Linked DNA regions of Homo sapiens: all the other regions are linked to region 1. Evidence: chromatin loops called from intact Hi-C (ENCODE). Cell type or tissue: mammary epithelial cell. All regions are shown on one strand. Links, peaks and the distances in the headings refer to the core of each region. The heading gives the core; the rest is flanking DNA. Region 1 overlaps PITPNM3 (PITPNM family member 3). Region 2 overlaps KIAA0753. Region 3 overlaps PITPNM3 (PITPNM family member 3). Region 4 has its middle 11 kb from the start of PITPNM3. Region 5 overlaps KIAA0753.

Region 1 (4,000 bases), core at 1-4,000:
CCTGCCAGTGTGTAGGATGCTCAGGCGCCCCAGGTGCTCAGCCTGTTTTTGTAAGTAACATTTGATTGGATCCCAGCCATGCATATTTAATCACTGTCCATGGGCGCTTTTATGCTGCAATGGCAGAGTTAACTAGATGCAATGGAGACCACACGGTCCATGTCGTCTGAAATATTGACTCTCTGGCCCTTTGCAGAAAAAGTTTGTTGATTCCTTTTCTAGCCAAATATCAGCCAGGCCTTGGTGGCCAGTGCTGACTGTAGGTGGTGTGCAGCCGGTGGACTCTCAGCCCCGCCCCAGAGATGGAGGGTTGGGCACTTCACGCTCAGAATTCAGGCTGCGCTGCTGTGTGAACACTCCCGCATTCTCGGTCCTTCCCTGACCTGCCCTGCCCTGCGTCCTCCTCCCTCCGCAGCATCCACTCCAGCGTGCTAAAGGATGAGTCTGAGACCCCGGCGGCTGGGGGGCCGCAGCTCCCTGAGGTCAGCCTGGGCCGCTTTGACTTCGATGTGTCCGACTTCTTCCTCTTCGGCTCGCCACTGGGCCTGGTCCTGGCCATGCGGAGGACGGTGCTGCCTGGGCTGGACGGTAGGGATGGTGTGGGCTGGGGCCTGAGGTGCCTGTGCGTCACTAGGGCCACCGTGTCAGGGCCTCAGAATGAGGAGAGTGAAGTCGGGGACAGGGGCAGGGAGGGTCACAGAGTTGGGATAGGTGGAAAGAGAGGAGAGAGGGTGGGGAAGAGGAGGGAGAGAGGAGCAGCTTCCCTCCTGACACAGGGCGAAGGTGAGGCAGCTTCAGATGGATTTCACTCTCCATGTCAAGTGCCCCTGGCTGCTTTGTGGCCTCATTGTCCGGTGGTCACGCCCTATGGGGAAGAGAAGACAGAATATTCAACCTCTTGCCTCCCACCCTCTCCTTCTCCTGTACTGAGGCAGATACGACTGCCAGGTTGGTCTCACCACCCACCCCCGCATATCCCCAAGCCCACCTCAGGTGCCTTTGCTCATGCAATACCTGCAACCTTTTTTTTTTTTTTTTTTTTTGAGATGGAGTCTCACTCTGTCACCCAGGCTGGAGTGCAGTGGCGCGATCTCAGCTCACTGCAACCTCTGCCTCCCGGGTTAAACCAATTTTCCTGCCTCAGCCTCCCGAGTAGCTTGAAGTACAGGCACCCACCATGACGCCCAGCTAATTTTTGTATTTTTGGTAGAGATGGAGTTTCACCATGTTGGCCAGGCTGGTCTCGAACTCCTGACCTCAAGTGATCCACCCGCCTTGGCCTCCCAAATTGCTGGGATTACAGGCGTGAACCACCGTGCCCGGCTAATACCTGCAACCTCGAATGCCTTTTCCTGCTCCTCTAAAATGTACACACCAGGCGATTGGCACCAGCAGGCATGAGGGGTGGGGAGGGTATCTGTGACTCTTAAGGACAGAAGTACAGACCGTCTGAGGCTGCAGGGCACCTTGGGTATCCACAGATCCATGCTTTTGGCCAAAGCTTACTGACAAGCTACAGTATGGAACAGATAAAGTGGGTGGTAGAAATGGAGGCGAGGAGGCAGAACCCCATGGCTGCCCTCAGTGTCGCTAATGAACCCTAGGGCTCCCTGGATGCTGGACGGTCCAGTCCCTGTTCTAGGAGGACAGGGAGGCCCGCCGATGAGGTGGATGCCTCAGTGGAGACACCTGCTGGTCAGCGAGAGAAGTGTTCCACCAGCTCTGGCAAACCTGGAACTCTAGCAGCAGGCCTGGGAACTGAGTGTTTATAGCCTTGAGGCCTGTGGAAGGGGCAGCTGACCTGCCTGAAGGAACCTGGGTTGGCTTCCTAGGTCAGGTGGTAACTGAGTGAAAACTGGAAGAATCTAAAGGAGTTGCCCCGTGGAAATGGGGGAGGGAGGGCCCACAAGGAGAAGGGATGTTTTGAGCAAAGGCTCAGAGAAAGGAAAGCTGCAAGCCTGATTGGGGAAGGGCAGCTGTGCAGCACGGCTGCAGTGCTGGGTGCCTGTCACTGCGCTCCTGGGTGGGGAGACAAACTGAACGTAATGGCTTTGTTCCCGTGGGGAGCAGGGAGCCCGGGGAGGCTCTTGAGAGGGGAGTAGGCTACTCCAGGCTGCATTCCAGGGAGCCTCCTAGGGCCCAGGGAGCAGGTACTAGAAAGTGGCTTCCCTCTGTCTTCCCACTCACCCCAGGCTTCCAGGTGCGTCCTGCCTGCAGCCAGGTCTACAGCTTCTTCCATTGCGCAGACCCCTCTGCCTCACGGCTCGAGCCACTGCTGGAGCCCAAGTTCCACCTGGTGCCGCCTGTCAGCGTGCCTCGCTACCAGAGGTTCCCACTGGGCGATGGGCAGTCCCTCCTCCTCGGTAGGTTCTTGGGGGTGGGAGAGAGTGTGCTGAGCTGGAGGTGGGGCCCCAGCCCATTCAACCCCTCCAAGCTCTCAGTGAGTAGGGTGACTCACCTGAGCAGGGGCTGTGAGAACAGAAGGTTAGCCGACTCCTCTGTCTTCAGAGTCGCCCACCTGTGCTAAGCACCTGCTTGTCTGAGGCATCTTGGGGCTCAGAGGCCCCCAACAGGCTCCCGGACACACTCCTGTGGCCAGGGCTGGTGTAAACTTGAGCTTTCAGAGCTGATGGCGGGTCCAGGGATCCGTGCTCCAATCTATTTTTTTTATGAGTGCCCAGCCTGGACTCTGAAGGGGTAGGGCAGAGAGTGTGCCATCCTGGTGGGCTTCATGGAAGAGGTGGCCTTTGATTAGGGTCCAGAGAGGGGAGGTGCATTTGGGCAGGTGGAGAAGAGCTAGAGGATGAGGGTTGAGATCTTCCAGGCAGGGAGAACAGCAGGAGCGAGGGCAGGTGTTTTGGCGAAGAGCCAGTGGCCTCCAGGGTCAAGTGGGGTGAACCGGGCATGGACCGAGTGTATCGTCGATGGGAGACCTGTAATGGACAGTCAGCAGCTTGGAAATCGGAGCCTTGGCTCCACGCCCTACTTGAGGAAATTTAGCCTAAGCCTGCTCAGAGGTTTGCGTCAGGGATGGGGGAGTTGTGCATGGGGCCGATTCAGGATTAAAAACCATCCCTTCCTCACCCCTAATTCAATGGAGCCTTTATTTCCAAATCCCTGCCTGCCTGGAGCTTCAATAGGTCGGCTAGGCTGGAAACCTCCCTCCCCCATGGATCCCTCTTTGGTCAGGGGACTCCCCTCCCTCCCCTGAGGCTATCCTAGCTCTCAGGCTGGAGTCCCCATTCCCTTCCAGAGGCAGCCTCAATTCTTTGTGGCGCAGGGGAGGAGTTGGATAAGAGAGGATATGGCTATGAGTCACTCCTGGGACCTCAGCTGGTGCTTTTGGGGCAACGTCCCAGAGGCTCCCTCTGCAGCTTTATTGGAGGTAGGGGTGATGGCTGGGACTCCAGCTTGTGTCTGCATAACTCACAGCTGCAAGGAGGTAAATGCGGCAATATGCGGTGGCAGCGGGGTCCCTTCAGGCCCAGGGGACTGGTGGGGTGGGCACAGTGAGAGGGGCAGGTGCCTGCTGGGCTGGCAAGTGAGCAGAGCCGGGGCTGACTCCTCCAAGTGCCCAGCCTCCCTCCCAGCATGGGGCTGGCACTGAGTGGGCAGCTCTGCTGGAGACACGTGACTCAGCCTGACCTTGAAATTCCCCCTCCAGCTGATGCCCTACACACCCACAGCCCCCTCTTCCTGGAGGGCAGCTCCCGGGACAGCCCGCCACTTCTGGATGCCCCTGCCTCGCCCCCTCAGGCCTCGAGGTTCCAGCGCCCAGGACGGAGGATGAGCGAGGGGAGCTCCCACAGCGAGAGCTCGGAGTCCTCGGACAGCATGGCACCCGTGGGTGCCTCCCGCAGTGAGTGAGGTCCTTTTGGGGCCCTGCCTGGATTCGGGGGAGGGGAACCTTCCTCTGGGTGTTTGCTGGGCCACTGCTAGAGCTGCTGAGGGCAGGCCCTGGGATAGGGAGAAGGTGAAGGAAGTCCTGGGGGCTTGCTTC
Region 2 (4,000 bases), core at 1-4,000, 140 kb before region 1:
TTACTCATTACTTGAGCCCAGGAGTTCAAGACCAGCCTGGACAACACAGTGAGACCCTGGCTCTACAAAAAATAAAAAATTAGCCAGGCATGGTATCTAACACTTGTGATCCCAGCTATTCAGGAGGCTAAGGCAGGAGAATCGCTTGAGCCCAGGAGTTTGAGGCTGCAGTGAGCTATGATCATACCTCTGCACTCCAGCCTAGGCAACAGAGCAAGACCCTGTCTCTTAAAAAAAAAAAAAAAAAAAAGAGAAAGAAAAGAAAAAAGAAAAATAATTTAACAATATGGTATGAAATTTTTTTTGTTTAATTAGGAAACAAATTGTGAATAAATAAAAATATATTTTATATATTGTTTATATGTTTAAAGGTGTCAGGCAGAGCCAGGGATTTAAATTCTACACCCTCCACCCCCCGCCCCTACCATGGTTGTTTCAATGAAATTTACACCCTCCCCCAAATTTCTGCCACAGTGCTTTCTACTCAGGTTTTACCGAATGGATGCATGAATAACATGGAGAACTTGGAGCTTCAGTGAGTCAGAGGTTAAACCATAGTTTCTTTGGTATTTGTGTGGCCTTATAATTCTTACTTATCTCTCACAGGGACTCCGCAAAGCTGAAAGAGGTAGACAAAGCCAACCTCACAGTAAAAGCAGAGTGCAGCAGACAACAGTTTCATCCAGATTAAAAATGAACCGGCAGCCTGTGAAAGACCGCAAGGCACCATGGATACCCCCAAACCCCACATCCCCACCAGCGTCTCCTAAATGGTATGTGAAAACTCAAGGGACCGTTTGTGTATGTGATGCTCTTTTTCCTCCATATATCAAAGGTGACCTGTAGCTTATAAGGAGCAAATTAAGTAGTAGCCTTAATTTTTTCCATTAAGCAGAAATCCTTTTTTGGGTGAGTCATACATGAGAAGTCTTTGTCTGGAAGCTTGTTGGTTCCTTCTTCTGCCTGACTGTGGTTGGAACACCCTTCCATGGGCCACCCCAACACCGGGACATGTGTGATTGAATGGAAGATGGGGGGCTTCCCTTCACTTGTCTCTTCTGCCAATAGATTCTAGTAACTTGAGGCCAGGGACTGTGTCTTTTTTATATTCTTTTTTATATTTGAATGTCCAGTGCTAGTCACATAGTAGGCATTCAGTAAATCTTTGCTGAGTAAATAAATATTTTAAAATAATTCTAACTCTAAGTCAAGATAATTATGAACTATAAAACTATATAGATCTCACCAACACTGTCTTAGCTGCAGGGAGCAATTAGGATAATGTTGATGTTACTGTCTTGTCATCCTCACTCATAGCACATTAGAATGAGAAGCTGCCATTTCACAGGGCTAGAGAGAAGAGGAGCAGGGTCCAGTTAGGTGGAAATAATCTTTAGGGGAATCGGTTGAAGATAAAGGGGAGCTCGTTTGCCGTGAGGCAGTAGTTTTTGAAAACACAATGGAAAGGACCAGGAGGTGGAACAGAAAAAGGAAAGAAGTAAAAAGCAGTCATGTCAGGGGAGAAGGGAGAAGATAGGTGACTACAGGGTTCTGTCTTTGGAGCCATCAGAAGTCAGGGTGAGCAGCTTGGTGGAAGAGAAGCCCCCTAAGATTCCGAATGAGTGTGAAGGAATGGCCGTGCTCATCCATCCACTCTCATTTTCAAGTTAAGGAAACAATGTTTAGAGAATTTAATGTCTTATTCATGTAACAGCCAGACCTAAAATCAGGTCTTCTGACTTCATAATGTGCTTTTTTTGTTTTTATTACTCTATTCTGTTTTCTGTATTTTTGTATACAAGTATTAATATGGAGATTTACATTCAGTTGATAAGCTCAGTGGTTGAAGTTTGTATTACAAACCAAATATACAATGGACTGTCTTTTAGAGTGCATGTGTGGTGGGTAGAGGAGGGTGGGTGAGGCTTCTAGGCTCAACAGTGCTGTTAGGCCTTATAAAGATACGGAGTTGCCTTATAATATGGAATGTAATTAGTGATCCAAATCTATGTATTGTGACAGAGTTTTGTTGACACTCACCCAATATTCTGTAATTGATCACTGTTTCTCATTTAAAATGGTGATGGCTTCTTTGAAGCAAAGGAGAATTTCTGCCCTTTGACACTGTGCCTGAGTGCGGGAGGATCTCACTTTTCTTCACATTCAGCTTCTACTGTAGGGCCCCGTGCTACAGATCACCATTAATTTAATGCTGTTGTCATCTCTGAGCTGGCACCTACTTGGATGAGTCATTGGATACGGAGTGAATGATGACAAAGGTATGCTTTTCCATTTATTTCAGTGCTGCATGGCTAAAGGTGAAAACTAGCCCCAGAGATGCCACAAAAGAGCCTCTCCAGCAAGAAGATCCTCAAGAGGAAAGTCACCTGACAGGTGCTGTTGAGCATGAAGCAGCCAGGTTTGTGCTGGTATTTTTCAGATCTTTGAGAATTAAAGAGCTCCTTTTACATAGACTTGGAAGTGAACCCTTTCTTCTCTTTCCTACATTTAAAGTTGGTTATTTAAAATGTAGATTATTTTTAAAAATAGAATAAATACATAAAATGTAGTTTATTAAACGTTTCAGTCAAACTATATAGCTTATAGTGAGCTCTTCTATTTTTTCTTATTCATTCATAAATTATATATGTGTCAATTATATATCACTTGCTAGTTTTGTATGTGACAGTGTTATGAGCTCTATGGAGACTTTAAAAAGGGCAAATAGGCCATAATCCCAGCCCTTGCTTATTTATAGTCAATAGAGAAGTTATGTAATTAACTATAATTTAAGATAGAACACGGTATGTAACCTAGGAACTGAGAGAGTTTAGAAACGGGGGAGGGTTACTTCTGGCTGCAGAGGTCTAGGCTTCATGGATGGAAATTAAACTAGGACCTGAAGAACAGGCAGGATTTCAATATGGGAGATGAGGTGAGAACATTCCATAAGAAGAGAACAGTGAGAACAGGTTTCTCTGTATTCATTTGGCTGAAATTATTCTTACAGTTATGGGAAAACAAAAATGAAAGCGGTCCATTAAATAATTTGACAATATTCATATATCCTAAACCAAAAGAATCAAAGCACTTTTACATACAGCAGAGTTGTTCACAGTTAACTTTTCCCTTTTGTTTTTATTTGACTTCACCATGCCTATATGGCTCCTGGGGGCTCATTGTTTGTCTCAACTTGAAGATATAGCAATGGTTTTGTTTGAGTCTAATAAGAAACCCCAAGTCTGAGTGATAGCTGGTTTTCTTGAGAACGTTTGAGACAGGTTCTCATTGCGTTGTGCATTAATGTTTTTTGACATGGAACACGTTCTAGAGAGCTTTAGGGGTACGGAGAGATTATGTTACCTACTGAGTAGCTTAATAGAGCCTGGATTGGTGCTCTGCTCTGCAGTGGTCCTGATTTCTGGTCTGTTTCTGTGATGATGACACCCTGCAGTGTCGAGGCAGAATTGGTTTGACTCTTTTGACTGTCTGCTAGGCTCGCTTGGCTTGATGCTGAAACTTCCAAAAGATTGAAGGAACTAGAAGAGTTAAAAGCCAAGGAAATTGACAGCATGCAAAAACAGAGGTAAATATTTGCTTCTGAGTTAGGAAAAGGTAAGCAGGCCTATTCTACATCTCTATACATTAATGATAAATAGAGATTATTTAGGTCTAGCTACACTTCTGCCTCCTTAAAAGACTGAAGTCACTTAAGAAGCCAAGGGGGGAGCCAAGACTGGAGCTCAAGGGAGCCCTGACTCTGCCTTGAGGAGAGTTGGGGTGACTCTTGATACTGTTCTCTAGGCTTGATTGGCTTGATGCTGAAACTTCTAGAAGAACAAAGGAACTGAATGAGCTCAAAGCTGAAGAAATGTATAGACTCCAACAATTGAGGTATGTGTTTGCTTCTTAGGAAGAATAGTGGATGTTTGCCTGTTCTAATTGATCTAGATAGTTCTAGCAACCAACCTGGACTGTTAAGGCCTAACTTCATTACATG
Region 3 (5,947 bases), core at 1,012-5,011, 79 kb before region 1:
ATCGCAACGGCAGTGAACATTTGCTGCTTGTTCTATGTATTAGGCAGAGTGCTAAGCTCTTTACTGTACCGTGATCCTGGGAGGGAGGAAATGCGACTCTCCCACTTTTAAAACATCTAGAAACAGATACTCAGAGAAATAGCAGCCTCAAGGTGGCTTAGAGGGTCTGGGCAGAGCCTGGACTCACAGCCAGGTCTATTGGACTCGAAGGACTCTCTCTGTCACTGCCCTGATAGGTCACCCCCTTACCAAATGGGGGTGCCAGTCTCAGTCCCTCTGCCTTAGCCTGTGGGTCCTTTGGTCCCTGGGCTGAGAGTCTGTGGGAATTTGTTCCAGTGACAGGTGGAAAAACTGCCCTGCTCTGAGCATCAATGCCTTGTGCTGTTCTAACATTTTGGTTTTTTTCTGCTGCAATTTCACGCTTGGCCCTTTCCCTCGAGGCAACACAGATTCCCCGTGTCTGTAGATCCAGTGCCTGGGCTCCTGCCCCCCACACTCAGCAGTCATCCCAAGGAGTCTGGTTACCTCTCCCTTCTCAGCTCAGCTCTCCCAGGCTCCTCTGCATTTTGTAAATGTCCCTTCTCTCCTTTTTTTTTTTTTTTTTTTTTGAGATGGAGTCTCGGTCTGTCTCCCAGGCTGGAGGGCATGGCTTGATCTCGGCTCACTGCAACCTCCGCCTCCTGGGCTGAGGCGATTCTCCTGCCTCAGCCTCCCAAGTAACTGGGACTACAGATACATACCACCACATCCAGCTAATTTTTGTATTTTTAGTAGAGACGAAGGTTTCATCATGTTGGCCAGGCTGGTTTTGAACTCCTGACCTCAAATGATCTGCCTGCCTCAGCCTCCCAAAGTGATGGGATTACAGGTGTGAGGCACTGCGCCTGGTCTCCCTTCTCTTCTTGATGCTCATAAGCCTACTGAATCAAAAACAACACACAGTAATGTGTGTATGAGAATCACATATTCCTCATTGGCAACATCTGTGAAGAATAGATTGGTGAGCTTCAGAACAGAGGGAGCCCTTGGAGATCAGGAACCCATCTCTTTCTTCACAGCTGGGGAAACTGAGGCCCAAGGAGAACATAGAGAGCGGGGTGGCTGTTCAGTACCACCTGCCTCGGATGGGCAGACTGATGGGCAGGAATGATCAGGCCTTCACTCTGGCGGGGTGGGGCGGCGGGGGGTGACACAGGAACAAAGGGCTGCTGAAGGCCAGGAGTGGAGGCTGTGGCACCCGGCCTGTGAATGAGGGGTCTGCACCATGACCTGTGAGATGTTCCCTTTAAAATCTGGCCAGTAGATCACCCACGGAGAGAAAAGGCAGAGCTTTGGGCCCCAGGGCTGCCATGGTACCTGACTTTAGGTCATCACGTGTGGTCTAGTGAATAATACCCCTGGAGTTGTGCAGTGCACAGCCTGAGCAGCAGGTCATGGCTGTGCCAGATTTGTGGCATGGCTTGTGTCGGACAAGAGCTAAAAGGAGGCAGTGAAAGGACTCTTACACTGCCAGGAGAATCCAGGTACAAGAGAAATTGTTATCGGGGCCCAGAGAGGATGAGATAGATCTTCAGAAGGTGAATCCAGATGGGTTATTACCAGTTCTCAATCTCTAGGGGAGATTTCAGTTACACAGAAAGGCATCATTTATGGTGGCCCCAGTCTAACCAGCAACAGGGAGGTGGGGGCAGGGGTGGGGAGGATTCAGAAGCTCTGAGTAGGAGGGACAATTTACAGTACAGAGCTCCCCACGGAGCAGAGAGGCCAGTGAGTGGCTTGAGACAGACAGTGAAGGCTGGGTTTCTCTGGGAGATGGGCCCTAAAGGCTGGCACAGTTTGTATAGAAAGGTGGCCAGGGGCTCGGTGCGGTGGTTCGTGCCTGTAATCCCAGCACTTTGGGACGCCGAGGCGGGCAGATCACGAGGTCAGGAGATCGAGACCATCCTGGCTAACACGGTGAAACCCCGTCTCTACTAAAAATACAAAAACAAAATTAGCCAGGCGTGATGGTGGGCGCCTGTAGTCCCAGCTTCTTGAGAGGCTGAGGCGAGAGAATGGCATGAACCCAGGAGTCAGAGCTTGCAGTGAGCCGAGATCGTGCCGTTGCACTCCAGCCTGGGCTACAGAGCGAGACTCCGTCTCAAAAAAAAAAAAAAAAAAAAAAGAAAAAGAAAGGTGGCCAGGGGCCGGCTTCCAGGTGGGGGTAGTGGCTTGAACAAAGGCTAGGAGGATGGAAAGGAAGAGGCACATGTGTAAGTGTGGGAGGACTGCTATGGGTAGGGGTGGAAGGTGGGTAGGAAGTGCCCAAAAGTAAAGAAACCTGGCTGGAGCGGAAGAATGCAGAGGGCTAAAAGGAACTCCAAAGAGCATGAAGACAGGAGTGCCGGGGTAAGACTTGGCACTGTGTTTCGACAGATCCCTCTGGCTGGGACGCCAGGGCTCCTGGGAAGCTGGAGAGAGGCCAGCCTGGTGGAGCTGCCTTTGTTGGGAAGGGTTGATTCTGACTCCTGCCAGCCACACTGCCCCTCCCTTCCTGTCTACCTCCCTGTGCCCCTCCCTCTGCACCCCAACAGGCTGCCCCTCTCTCCCACTGAGAGAATGAGGGTAGGGGGTGGGGGCCAGGTCCCCAGGTTAGGCAGGAGCAGAGTGAACAGCCTAGAGGGTCTTGGCACCTCTCAGGCTGGGGCAGGAATATCTGCAGAGACAGAGCCGAGGCCACAGGGTTGGGCCTCCCAGGCTGGAGGAACCAGTTTATTCTCCTCTCAGGTGTTAGCCTCTGCTCTGAGGGGTGTAGCTGGCAGGCTTCCATGTGGCAAACCTAGTAATTTGAGTCAGTAAAGTACTGATCCTACGGTGTTAGGATGGGAGGGAACATTTCGATACTCATGTTCCAAGTCCTCGTTAACAATGGGTCGCTGAGGGCCCGTGAGAGGTAGGTATTTGGCCAACGTCACAGAAGAAGGTGACGGCAGAGCCTGGGTTTCCAGAGTTTGGACCTTGCTCTGCTGAGTCAGCCTCCTTTGGGGTCCTCCTGGAGTGGGGCGTGTGCTCTCACATCCTCCCAAAGCGAGACTTCTCCTGGGCCCCTTACTCTGTGGCTCCCAGGGGCAGTGACTAGTGGCTGGATCACTCAGAGGAGGAAACATCTGGAAGCTTGGAAAGGGGACTAGCGCAGATTAAAAAAAAAAAAATTTTTTTAATACTTTTTTTTTCATAACGATGGGGGTCTCATTACGTTGCCCAGGCTGGTCTCAAACTCTGGGCCTCAAGTAATCCTTCCTGCTTTGGCTTCCCAAAGTACTGGAATTACAGGCATGAGCCATCATACCTGGACAACGCTGGGATTCTTAAATCTTTGGGGAGGTGCCAGAGGATTTGAGGCATGACTCTGAGAAACTCCCAGCCCTAGGGCACCGATTACTCTACTGTGTATCTTGGGACGGGCATTGCATCCTGCAAGGAGATGGTAAACTCACTTTCTTTGGTCCCCAATGGGAAGGTTATGGTCAAATATGGTCAAATCAGACACCAGTGTCCAGACTCCAGGCTTTTCTTTTTTTTTTTTGAGATGGAGTCTCGCTCTGTCGCCGAAGCTGGAGTGCAGTGGCGCGATCTCAGCTCAGCTCACGGCAAGCTCCACCTCCCGGGTTCACGCCATTCTCCCGCCTCAGCCTCCTGAGTAGCTGGGACTACAGGTGACTGCCACCATGCCCGGCTAATTTTTTGTATTTTTAGTAGACACGGGGTTTCACCGTGTTAGCCAGGATGGTCTCAATCTCCTGACCTCGTGATCCGCCTGCCTTGGCCTCCCAAAGTGCTGGGATTACAGGTGTGAGCCACCGTGCCTGGCCAGACTCCAGGCTTTTCAAAAGCTTTCCCGCAGTCTGGGGTGTGCTGGAACTTGGATGGCCTCACGTTCCTATGCAAATACGCCGACCTCTGTGAAATCACCTATCCCAGCAGCAGACCTGGCAGGTCCCAGCCTGAGACGTTTGTTGCCGCTCAGTTCTGGCTGTGGTGTCCTTGTTTGAGCCAAGGATGGTGCAGCTCAAACAGAGAGGTTCCACCTCAAGCCTGTGACCCTGGGCCTGGAACCCCTTATCCCCCATTTGAGGCCTCTGTGACTTGACCTGTGTTTGGAAGTCCAGTGTGGCAGGACACAGAATACGAGGACATGGCTGGACAGTGTCCCTGCCCCAGCCACTTGCCTGGGCCATGTCTGGGTCAGATTGGCCAGAAGCTGTGATGTTTTCTCACATACATCTTCATATGTTATGAGACTTCATGGCTGGAGGTGGCCTGGTTCTCCTGTTCTACCTGTTAAGCAGGTTGGGAGACAGAGACCAGACCCTTTCAGTCAAGGGTCCCTCTTTGAGATCCGGCATCCTTTCCCCTTTCAAGGACAGAGTGTGAACTTTCAGAGACCATGGAGGCTTTAGGGACTGGGGACTTCCTGGTAGGACCCAGCTGCCTTCCAGGAATTCTGAGATCCTAGGATCGGGAGTTCGCATGCTGGGACCCATTTGGCTCAGATCCTATAGCAGCTCTCAGCATGCTTTTCTGTCCAATGGCTCAACAGCATCTCTGAGGTAGAGCCAATGTTATTCCCATTTTATGAATGAGACACTGAGGCCCAGTAGGGTTAAATATCTAGGGCTAGAATCACACATAAAGTTAGAGGCAAAGCTGGGATTAGAGCTTATGTCTCTTCTACTGTTGGAGTCAATATTCCTGGGAGCTAACTTGTCTAACGAAGGAGAGCCCTGGCTTTGGCACTGGTTGACCTTGAACTGCCCTCTTTGGGCCTCAGTTTCCTTATCTGTAAAAGTGAAAGGGAAGAGTTTGAGGGTCAGGATGAGCTTCAGGCTCTTTCCAGCTCCAACACTGCTCTCTCCTTTTTGGAGAGAGCCTCCCTGGCTGTGGGTTTTACTGTGTCCTGAAGAGGCCTTGCCCCCTCTCAACTCTGACCTTGCATTGATCCTCCCAGACTTGAGGGTCAGTCATTCCATGGGGAGCTGAGGACGTGGACGTGGAGAGCACGTGCCTCCTGGCAGGCCATCACCAGGTCTGCAGCCAGGAGCCCGGAAGGGGGTGGCCAGGGTCCCCAGGGGAAGGGCTCGGTGTGGGAGGGGGGAGGAGAGAATGCATAACAAATGAGTTTGGAAATCAAATGAGATCTGAGCTCCCCACCCACTCCCTCAAATCTCTCTCCACTCTCTCTCTTTTAAAATTCCTGTTTTCTAAAGAGAAAGAAAATGCTAAATTGCACCCCCTTTTGCAAATGGAATAGGAGGCTTAGTGAGTCACTCCGGAGGTAAATGCCACCTCCAGGGTCCCACGTGTGCCTGTGGAGGCCTGCACAGCTGTGTGGCCACCAGCCCCCACAGGGTGCGTGTGTGGCAAGGGTAGACAGGGGGCAGAAGCCTCCTCTGTCCATGACTCTGGGGTGGGAGCTGGGTCCCAGCACTGGGGCCCCACACAGCCAACCTGCTTCCTCCAGGCTCTCCTAGGGCTGGATTTGTGAGGCTCACACGTTCATGGGGCCACAGCTCAGATTGGGCCAGGCTGGAAGCCTGTGTGGTCACTGTCAGTGCTTGATTTGAGGCTAGAGATGGGGTGCAGAGTGTGGCATGTTGGGGTTCAGTCTGTGGCTGGAGTTGGCACAGTGTGAGTGAATTTGGGGCTCCATGGGGTGTAGTCCGTGTGGCCAGGGCTGGCAAGGGGCTGCGGGGGGTTGCATCTGCCTCTGGAAAGCAGGAGTCTCAGGTTTTGTGAAGCTGCTCTCTCTAGGTGTCCTGGAGAAGCTCTTCTCCAGGGCTGGTGAGCAGGACAGCTTGGAGTGAACCACCTACCAGGGGAAGGTTCCTGGGGGTGTTGGGAGCCTCATCTCTCTTTGGGAGGGTCAGCCTGTTTATTACAAGACCTGGGACATGGGAGGCCAGAGAGG
Region 4 (5,947 bases), core at 884-4,883, 94 kb before region 1:
CCCCAAGTGGAGCCTCACTGCATCTTAGGCTCAGAAGGCTTTTGTTAAGTATTACTTTCTACAGCTTGAAATAGAATGTCAAGAAATAGAACTCTGAAAATCATGGTTGTTCTTACTTCCCAAGTATGAAATATTGCAATGTCGAAACATTGGAAAGCACACAGCCTGCAGCAGCCCCAACAGGAAAGCACTACGGGAGGACCAGCAGCCTCTTCCTCCCTGGGAGGCGGGGAGGGATCAATCTGGGAGACCCCCCAGCCCCTTCTGTGCAGTTTCCTGCAGAGGATGCTCTCACGTCCTCATGCCGGGAGGAGTGCCCATCACAGGTGGCCGAAAAGTCCCTCGCTCACACACCCCTAAACAAAGGCAGCTGCACCCTTCTGAAGGTTTCTGGAACCCTTAACTTTGGCTGGGGTCTCGGGGTGAGCTCTGGGGGGATTGCTGGGTAGGTGTGATGACACAGCCCCTGCTGTTGAAGTCATTTGGAATTCATGATGCAATCCCTCATGAGAATTGTCCAACCCTCAGAAGTCTATTGCACTCTCTATGCCCTTGGAATATGGTTATGTGGATACAGGGTCCTGCCTCCCAAGATAGGACCCTTCAATCTTTGTCTCCCACACCTGGAAGCTGGGGCATGCATGTCCCAGGCTTGGCTAATCATGCTTGGCTGGAATGAGTGATTCAAAACTGATGTTTCTTTATAACCCACTCATTCAGGGGCTGGTGTGTACAGCGAAGAGAGTGGCCATCAGACTAAAGTCCTTCTGCTAAAAGGTGACTGCTGTGCTTTCTAGAAAGTTCTTGGCCTTCTCCAGCAGCCTCAGTTCCCATCTGCTTTTCTTTTTTTTCGTTTTTGAGACAGAGTCTTGCTCTGTTGTCCAGGCTGGAGTGCAGTGGCGTGATCTCTGCTCACTGCAACCTCTGCCGCCCAGGTTCAAGCGATTGTCTGGCCTCAGTCTCCCGAGTAGCTGGGGCTAAAGGCATGCACCATCACACCCAGCTAATTTTTGTATTTTATTTTATTTTATTTTTTAGTAAAGATGGGGTTTCACCATGTTGGCCAGGCTGGTCTCGAACTCCTGACCTTAAGTGATCTGCTCAGCTCGGGCTCCCAAAGTTCTGGGATTACAGGCATGAGCCACTGTGTCCAGCCCCATCTGCTTTTCAAGCCTATCCCTGCAGGCTCCTCTGATTCTCTGAGATCCCGATAGCCTGCCAATAAACTCCCTTTCTGCTTCAGAGAGACTGAATCTGTGTCTGTTACTTAGAAAGGGAAGCAACCGGTGTTGCATACACATTGCCTGGACCTTCTATGACATCTGCAAGCAACTGCGATCTGTGTACCTGCTACATGCTGCTGCTTCTCTTGACAGCGATGCGTGGAAGGGAATGCTTCTCAGGGCGACACAGAGAGAGAGGAAAGACTTACCGACACAAGCCAGGGACAGCCGCCTACATCTCCATGGGAGAGTGGGAGGAGAGAGCCTTGAGTTAAGAGCCTGGACTGTCTTTCAGTCCCAGTTGTGCCACCAAATGCCCTGTTTTTGACTGCCCCCCACCCCCATTACCCAGTGCTGAGCTTCCCCATCAGTACAGTGAGGTGCCGGGGTTGGATCCCGTGGATTCGGGAGGGCCTTCCTCCGCCGCCAGGTTCCAAGTCCAGGAAGTCCTTCCAGCTATTCTGCTTCCTCATCTGCACAGAGGAAGCCCCCACCAGCTGAGACTCCCTCCCCAGGTGCTCTGAACCTGAAAACAAAGAGCAGTTGTGTGCCCCTCCCTGTCCATCACTTTCCCTACCCGTCACACCTCTCTCCCTCTCTCCCCCTTATAAGCTGCATGACTGAAGGTCAGGGCTTCCCAGGAATACTTACCTTTTTGCCTTTGCCTTCCTGCCTTTAGAAACTGATTTACATAAAACAACCAGAAGGGATTTCTGGAACTGCGTCTTCATTCACCAGTGGCCCTTCTGGGCCAAGATGTTTCTCTGATGGACTGTGTCCTTCAGCCGGTAATTTAATCGGCATCTGCTTGGTGCAACGTCTCCCACTGTGGTTTACCAGGAATGGCTCGAAAAGGGATGTTTCCGTCTTTGTGAAAGGCTGCGATGCCTGGAGTCCCCAGAGTGTCCTTTCACTCGGCGTGTAATCTAGTATATCTTTAATAAGTGGAGTCAATTCACTTTCAAAACCCTTGTAAAATTCAGCCTTTTAGTCATTCTGACCAGAAGCATTCAAATTGCAATATGAATAGATAGCCCCAGCAGCCCCGGGAGATCTGCCTGGGATACTAGGTTGGCAGCCACAGAGGAGGGAGGCATTGATAGCCTCGGGAGGCCCTGCCCAGGCAAAGGCAGCTGCCTCTGGGCCCTGGAGAATCCTGCCAACTCAGCTCCTCCCTCACCCCCTCTACTTGTCAGGGCACCTCGCACAGGGATTAGGAAAACCATAGGATCGCAGCCAAGCCCCAAAGGCTCAGGGACACCGGTGAGTCTAGCAGGCTCACTGTATAGACAAGGAGGGGCTTGCTTTGGTGAATTGCGTGAGGTTGCACCAGCACTTAGTGGCAGAACCTCAGCCTCTTGGTTTTCTGTGTCTGGTTTTTGTCTTATTTTTTCCTGTCTTCTTCTTCTCTTGTGGCGAAGGCAGGAGTGTGGACATTAGAGGGACTGGGTTTGAATACCTGCTCTACCACTTATTAGCTGTGTGACCTAAATACTTGCTCTTCCACTTATTAGCTGTGAGGCCTTTCTAAGCCTGTTTCCTTATCTGTAAAATGGGAATGGTTCTAAGAATCCCTCCCTCCTAATGTTGCTATAAGGATTCAAAGAGGAAACACGTGAAAAGCACTTAAAACACTTCCAGGCACATAATAGTCACTCAGCAAATATCTATTCCTGTTGTTCTTCTGGTTGTTATTTTTCTTTTCTTTTCTTTTCTTTTTTTTTTTTTTTGAGACGGAGTCTCGCTCTGTCGACCAGGCTGGAGTGCAGTGGCGTGATCTTGGCTCACTGCGAGCTCCGCCTCCCGGGTTCACACCATTCTCCTGCCTCAGCCTCTGGAGTAGCTGGGACTACAGGCGCCTGCCACCGCGCCCGGCTAATTTTTTTGTATTTTTAATAGAGACGGGGTTTCACCATGTTAGCCAGGATGATCTCGATCTCCTGACCTCATGATCCGCCTGCCTCGCTCTCCCAAAGTGCTGGGATTACAGGTGTGAGCCACCACGCCCGGCCGGTTGTTATTTTTCTTAGCGTGCTGCTGCTGTACAGCAGGAGAGAAGTAGAGGCAACAGGAAGAGCTTCCCAGCTGGTAGAGTTAAAGAACTGGAATGGCCTCCTAATAAGTGAAGGGGTTTCTCCCCTACAAGCTTTAAGCCATCAGAGATCTGAAGGTTTTCACAAAGTCCGGAATCGGGGAGAAGGAGGGAAGAACAGAATGACTCTTTTTTTTTTTTTTTTTTTTTTTTTTGAGACATAGCCTTGATCTGTCACCCAGGCTGGAGTGCAATGGCGCCATCTTGGCTCACTGCAACCTCCGCCTCCGGGGTTCAAGCGATTCTCCTGCCTCAGCCTCCCAAGTAGCTGGGATTACAAGCGCTCGCCACCACGCCCGGCTAATTTTTGTATTTTTAGTAGAGACGGGGTTTCACCATGTTGGCCATGATGGTCTCGATCTCCTGACCTCGTGATCTGCCTGCTTGACCTACCAAAGTGCTGGGATTACAGGCGTGAGCCACCATGCCTCGCCCAAAATGACCTTTTCTTAGAGGCTTGCTCCCCACAACAACTGTCTTAGCTTTTATTCAGCAGCTGCCTGTGCTCCCAGCAGTGTGGGGTCCTCTCTTAGGAGTCAGCAACGGTACACTTTCAGGTCTGGGTCAATGGCACAGATTCCGTCTCTGCAGGGTGGGCTGTAGTAGGAGTTTTCATCATATGAATGTGTGATAGTGGGGTGGAGGTTGGGGGGCACCAACACTTATTTCTGTTGTTGCACAGGATGCCTTTCCATGCCGACAGCTCACACAACCCACTCTTCTCCCCTGCCTTCTGGGAGGGTTGTGGTGGGCACCACTGCACTTAAACTGGAGGAGAGAGATGAAATTTCTTTTTTTTTTTTTTAATTTTTTTTGAGACAGAGTCTCGCTCTGTTGCCTAGGCTGGAGTGCAGTGGCGTGATCTCAGCTCACTGCAACCTCTCCCTCCCGGGTTCAAGTGATTCTCCTGCCTCAGCCTCCTGAGTAGCTGGGATTACAGGCGCCCACCACCATGCCCAGCTAATTTTTGTATTTTTAGTCACCATGTTGGGCAGGCTGGTCTTGAACTCCTGACCTTAGGTGTTTTGCCCATCTCAGCCTCCCAAAGTGCTGGGATTACAGGCGTGAGCTACTGCACCCGGCCGAGAGATGAAATTTCTATCCCAGGGCAGAGGTTCCTGCTCAGTGAGACTGCAGCCACCCTGCTGGCTCTGCAGGAGACTCTGAGGAGAGGCAGTGGGCCCTGGAGTGTTCTGGCCAGGGGAGCCCTAGGTAGATTGCAAGACACTTGCTTTTTTTTTTTTTTTTTTTTTTTTTTTGGAGGAGTTTTACTCTTGTCGCCCAGGCTGGAGTGCAATGGTGCAGTCTTGGTTCACTGCAACCTCTGCCTCCTGGGTTCAAGCAATTCTCCTGCCTCAACCTCCTCAGTAGCTTGGATTACAGGTGCCTACCATCCATGCCCTGCTAATTTTTTTAATTTTTTTTTTTATTGTTAGTAGAGGTGGAGTTTCACCATGTTGGCTAGGCTGGTCTTGAACTCCTGACCTCAGGTGATTCGCCCGCTGCCTCAGCCTCCCAGAGTGCTGGGATTACAGGCACGAGCCACCATGCTCGGCCTCAAGACTCTTGGTTTCTAAAACTAGTGCTCACTTTTCCTGCTCTGGGCTTGGGGTTTACCATCCTTCAAATGAAGGGACCAGCAGAACAGCCTCTCGAGAGGGCAGTTTGGCGATGAGTTATTTAGGGAGGCGGAATGTGGAATTCCCTATGGCCCGACAATTCCAACGCTGTGTGAGAGCCCCAGAGAGGTTCTCACATGGGAACACAAGAAGTGCACGGGCTGTTTGCTGCAGCACCGTTTGTAACAGCGAGGAACTATGAGACCTAATTGGTCCTTTAGAGGAGATTAGAAAAATAAAATGAGGTATATCACACAACCAAATAGTATGCAGCAGTCAAAAGGAACAAGCCAAATCTACAAATACTAATGTGGATTCATCTCAAAAAACAATACTAAAGGGGAAAGTAAGAAGCAGAATATGCTGTCCCCATGGTGACATTCCGTAATGTTTGAAATACATACATACGAGTATGTAACACTCATGCATACATACAGATGGGGAAAAGCTTTAGAAAGCAGATTGGGAGGCCAGGTGTGGTGGCTCACGCCTGTAATCCCAAAACTGTGGGAGGCCAAGGCGGGCAGATCACCTGAGGTCAGGAGTTCGAGACCGGCCTGGTCAACATGGTGAAACACATCTCTACTAAAAATAGAAAAATTAGCTGGGCGTGGTGGCCAGCGCCTATAATCCCAGGTACTCGGGAGGCTGAAGCAGGAGAATCACTTGAACCTGGGAGGCGGAGGTTACAGTGAGCCGAGATCTCGCTACTGTACTCCAGAATGAGACTCCATCTCAAAAAAAAAAAAAGAAAAGAAAGAAAAGAAAAAAAATGAAAGTAGTTTGGGAAATGTGCAAATTCAAAGTAGACCCCTGGAGGAGAGGAATAGAATGGGGTTTGGGGACTAATGATAGACTGTGCCCAGACTGGGGGGAGATGCCATGTGGGGTAGCACTGTACCACCAGTCCTATGATAGCCTACCATGTGCACCTTAGGTTAAAACAAAGTCAAGATGGTTTGGATCCAGGTGATCCCACGGGATCTTCTGACACTGCCATGTTGGTTTCTCTG
Region 5 (4,000 bases), core at 1-4,000, 120 kb before region 1:
CTCCCACAGTGCTGGGATTCCAGGTGTGAGCCATTGCGCCTGGCCTCCTGAAGTGCTGGGATTCCAGGTGTGAGCCATTGCGCCCTGCCTCCTGAAGTGCTGGGATTCCAGGTGTGAGCCATTGCGCCTGGCCTCCTGAAGTGCTGGGATTCCAGGTGTGAGCCATTGCGCCCTGCCTCCGGAAGTGCTGGGATTCCAGGTGTGAGCCATTGCGCCCGGCCTCCCGAAGTGCTGGGATTACAGGCGTGAACCACTGCTCCCGGCCTCCCGAAGTGCTGGGATTCCAGGTGTGAGCCATTGCGCCCGGCCTCCCGAAGTGCTGGGATTACAGGCGTGAACCACTGCTCCCGGCCTCCCGAAGTGCTAGAGTTACAGGCATGAGCCCCGTCACCTGGCCCCTTTTCAGGTGATTATTAGGCATTTGTATATCTTCCCTTGTGAAGCGTCCAAAATCTTTTGTCAGTTTTTTTTTGGGGTTGCTTGTCTTTTTGAGTCATAGAACTTCTTTATGTATTCTGAGTACAAGTTCTTTTCCAGATACATGTTTTTGTTTGTTTTGTTGTTTTTCTAAAATAATTTTAAGGAGATAATTTACATACTTAAATTTCACCTTTTTAAACTGTACAATTCTTTCGTTTTTAGTATATTCACATAGTTGTGCAACTAATTCTGGAACATTTTCCTCACTCCCCATTCTTCTTTCTCCCACCCGGGCAGCCACCAGTCTACTTAGATAGAGGTTTTACAAATTTTTTTTTTCCCATGGAAAAAAAATGGGCTCAGCTGCTTATTTCCAAAAATGTTTTATTATGAACAGACATTTTTAATTTTGATAAAGTCTAACATCAATTCTTTCTTGAGTGGTTTTTGCTTTCTATGACCTAAGAAACCTTTACCTACTCCTAAGTGGGAAGAGATTCTCTTGTTTTCTTCTATAGGCTTTATGGTTTTAGTTTTATGTGTAGGTCTATGATCCATCTTGCATAAAAGTTTGCCTGTGATTTGAGGTAGAGGTTGGGGTTCATTTTGTTTTTTCCTAATGGAAGTCCATGTGATCTAGTTCCATTTACTGAAAAGACTTTTGATTTTCTCCTCCACTTTTCAAAATGTATATATATGTATTTGGGCTGCAATGGCTAGGTTACTGTCACCACTTTGGCTGGGAAACGTTACTCAAATTCTGTTTGACTTGTGCTTATCGGTTACTGCCTTACTCAAGAAAAGGAGAGTAAAGTGTGGTTAAACATTACCTCTAAGGAATGTAAGCGCCGTGAGTACTACCCTCATGAAGACAAAAGGAAATGGGGGATGGAAGGTTTACCACAGCAGCCTGTGTCGCATGTCATCATGTAAAATAGGACTTGGAGGTATCGTGTTAGAAAAAGTACTCCCCCTCTCAAATTTTGACCAAAAGATGGGCCATCTCAACAAAACACTAATGTGTTACCTTTTGTGTGCTCTCTGTTTTCAAGTGCTCTGTGCTTTGCTACTGTTGTTCTCTCTTCCCCTCAATCCTCCTCCAGCCTCTATTTTCATTCTCACATAACAGTCAAGCTGTTCTTCAAGGCCAGGCTCAATGATCCTACTCGGCCTGTGCTTTCCCTGGCATCTCTGCACTGGAATTTAGTTCCCTTCCTGGCCTGTGAACACCCATAGCACTTTCTGGCATGTCCTACCATGTGTTCGAGGTATTTGTGAAGGTGTCTCATCTCTCTCAACTAAGCCACAGATTCTTTGAAAGCAGAGAGTTTGTCATTGTGTGTTCCTCACTGTGCCTAGAATGGGACTGGCCCGGCAAGGGCCCTTTTCATCATTGTTTAGTCAGCCCTTGGGCATTTTAGCATCTTTCTGTGTGGAAGCCGAGGAGAGGTAAACGTTGGAGGGCAATTCGTTTCCCTGATGGTTTGGCCACTGGCCACAAAGTTAGGTTGCATCATGTAGAAGACAGTCTTACAGAGGACTTAGTGTTCTCTTTTTTCAAGGATGATTTAAATTATTAGTCACTATCTGTGACTCTGCCGAGAGTCTAGGTATGCATTTAAAAGGAGCTCTCTAGGACACTGAGAACTGAAATGAGGTTTTGGACACATTCTGGAATCATGGAATCGTAGTAAGAGTTCCGTTTCTGGTGGTTCTGTTTGTTTAATTTCATCACAAAACCCAATTTAAAGTGATCTTTTCATTGTGCAGTATCTGTGTCTGTTATCCCCTCTGAGAACAATTGAAAATTTGATTGCACTCTCAGTAATAGTTTTACAAAAGCTGACTTATATCGTACTTCTGTCTGACAGCAAGAAATTAAGCATATAAATGTGAGCCAAGTCGCTTGACATATAGATGCTCCCTACTTAAGAAAAGGACAAATTTTCTTCCTACACTTGAAATACATTTAAAATTATAAATAATCTGACACTCAGAAGAGCTGTCAAGCCTGCAAGTTATAGTTAATAAATTAATGTTTTGACAATCATCATGCAGATTTTTTCAGCATTGCCCAGAGACAAATTAAATCAACTAATTAAGTGTTCAGGTGTGAGTGTTTTCTTCTTCTTCTTCTTCTTCTTCTTCTTCTTCTTCTTCTTCTTCTTCTTCTTCTTCTTCTTCTTCTTCCTTCTTCCTTCTTCCTTCTTCCTTCTTCTTCCTTCTTCTTCCTTCTTCTTTCTTCTTCTTCTTCTTCGCATTTAAAGGTTAAAAAACCCAATTGCTTAAGACTCCTTGAGTGGGTGGCTGGGTCCTAATGGAAGCCATGTAGCCTGGGGCTTTTCATAGACCTCCTTAAGAAACCTTCCTCAGAGCAAGTTCATTATTTCTTAAAACGTATTCCTCATTGGTTTCTTTGTAACATATAAATTCACCTTTGCATTTAAAATGAGCATTTTCCCATTGCACTGCTAGCCAACCCTGTCGTGCTTAAGAGATGTCCATGTAACTTGCTCTCAGGTTCTTGGCCACTAGAACAGCTCTAAAATGGACACCAACTGTTCTTTATATGCAGTCATTTTATGACCCTCCTTTTCTAGACCAAAAAATCTCAGCAATAAGTGAAAAGCCTCTATCTCCTCATCCAATCAGAATCACGAAGACAGTGGATCGCAAGGATCCAGCCGTGAACATCATGTTAGAAAGGCCCTGTAATGGCAAGTAAGTGGCAAAGACACTTTCTGATTTCATTCTAGTCAGTCACCTTTGATGTTATTAGATTTTGAATTCTTTCAGTTCCCATAAGACAGACAGAAATTCTTCCTTTGAGCAAGATCTTGCCAAACTCCAAGATGGCTGAGTAAATAGCATGTTTACAAGATGGGCATTGAGTGTGTTGCATTTTAAGGAGCTTTTCCGTATTCAATAACATTTAGCTGTTTTTTTAATGTGGAAAGCATCACATCAGTACATGTGGGTTGTAGTGATATTTACTGCACGATTTGCTTTAAGAATGCTGTTGTTTAAGGGACAGATAGTCCCACATGTTGAGGGTTGGTTCCGTGAAAAGGGGAAGCAACGCATGGTGTTAGGTTGTTCAGTTTTGTTCATTGTGAGAAAGAGAAATCAAGATGAGCCTTTGGCTATCAAACCATGAGGGTAAATTAACAGTTTAGTCTTGCTTACAGATGATCTTGAATGCTTTCATCATTTTTATTTGTTCTCAGTTCCCTGGATGAAAGTGTGGGAACAGAGGAAGGATCAGAGAAAAGAGAGGCCCCTCTTCTCTCCCTAGCCGAAGATTCTCAACAGAAAGAAGGCCGAGCTCCCCTCTTTGTCCCACCGGGTATGCAGCACAGCATCGGTGACTACTGTAGTCGTTTTGAGCAGTACCTTCGGATCATATCTCATGAGGCTGTAGGCTCCTTCAACCCGTGGCTGATAGCTGAAAGGTCAGTAAAATGTTACGGTCCTCTGTTTAGGAACCAAATTGCAAAATTTTAGACTTAGAAAAAGCTGGAGAAAGCATTAGCCAAGGTCTTATCCCATATGCTTTTGGGCCCTGGAGTTTCAGTGGTTG

Evidence for each region. Hi-C counts contacts between places; a loop is a spot of excess contacts. Peaks named below come from ENCODE experiments on the same cell type or tissue, not always from the same donor. Only the 100,000 strongest peaks of a DNase experiment are listed, where the experiment ranks them.
Region 2: a loop joins it to region 1, with 8 times the contacts of the local background. A loop is called at or near these places in 11 of 110 quality-filtered maps.
Region 3: it touches region 1 in a loop (5-fold over the local background); 39 of 110 quality-filtered maps call a loop at or near these places.
Region 4: it touches region 1 in a loop (5-fold over the local background); 44 of 110 quality-filtered maps call a loop at or near these places.
Region 5: a loop joins it to region 1, with 12 times the contacts of the local background. A loop is called at or near these places in 11 of 110 quality-filtered maps.

What each region holds. Positions count from the first base shown.
Region 1 is chr17:6,471,020-6,475,019 of GRCh38, reverse strand. PITPNM3 (PITPNM family member 3) reads left to right here. Exons shown (of 20, transcript NM_031220.4): 10 at 416-588; 11 at 2,193-2,363; 12 at 3,665-3,859. Among named protein-coding and RNA genes, the nearest start is that of PIMREG, 29 kb to the right of the region's middle. RefSeq lists enhancers at 1-370, 371-963, 3,150-3,673. In mammary epithelial cell, for the core only: CTCF peaks have their summits at 1,697 (motif pointing left) and 3,379; DNase peaks (open chromatin) are centred at 1,679 and 3,269.
Region 2 is chr17:6,606,767-6,610,766 of GRCh38, reverse strand. It overlaps KIAA0753, which reads left to right. Exons shown (of 19, transcript NM_014804.3): 9 at 607-773; 10 at 2,303-2,419; 11 at 3,497-3,586; 12 at 3,805-3,894. Among named protein-coding and RNA genes, the nearest start is that of KIAA0753, 32 kb to the left of the region's middle. In mammary epithelial cell, for the core only: no CTCF peak of the experiment used is centred there; a DNase peak (open chromatin) is centred at 2,266; H3K27ac peaks cover 460 bases.
Region 3 is chr17:6,548,980-6,554,926 of GRCh38, reverse strand. All of the region lies in intron 1 of PITPNM3 (PITPNM family member 3), which reads left to right. Among named protein-coding and RNA genes, the nearest start is that of PITPNM3, 4.6 kb to the left of the region's middle. RefSeq lists enhancers at 1-107, 5,287-5,947. In mammary epithelial cell, for the core only: no CTCF peak of the experiment used is centred there; DNase peaks (open chromatin) are centred at 2,476, 2,776 and 3,366; H3K4me3 peaks cover 199 bases; H3K27ac peaks cover 1,645 bases.
Region 4 is chr17:6,564,135-6,570,081 of GRCh38, reverse strand. No RefSeq gene overlaps it. Among named protein-coding and RNA genes, the nearest start is that of PITPNM3, 11 kb to the right of the region's middle. RefSeq lists an enhancer at 1,895-2,395. In mammary epithelial cell, for the core only: a CTCF peak has its summit at 2,414; a DNase peak (open chromatin) is centred at 2,441; H3K4me3 peaks cover 1,249 bases; H3K27ac peaks cover 1,314 bases.
Region 5 is chr17:6,589,651-6,593,650 of GRCh38, reverse strand. KIAA0753 reads left to right here. Exons shown (of 19, transcript NM_014804.3): 17 at 3,021-3,141; 18 at 3,648-3,872. Among named protein-coding and RNA genes, the nearest start is that of PITPNM3, 35 kb to the right of the region's middle. In mammary epithelial cell, for the core only: no CTCF peak of the experiment used is centred there; a DNase peak (open chromatin) is centred at 1,870; H3K27ac peaks cover 1,624 bases.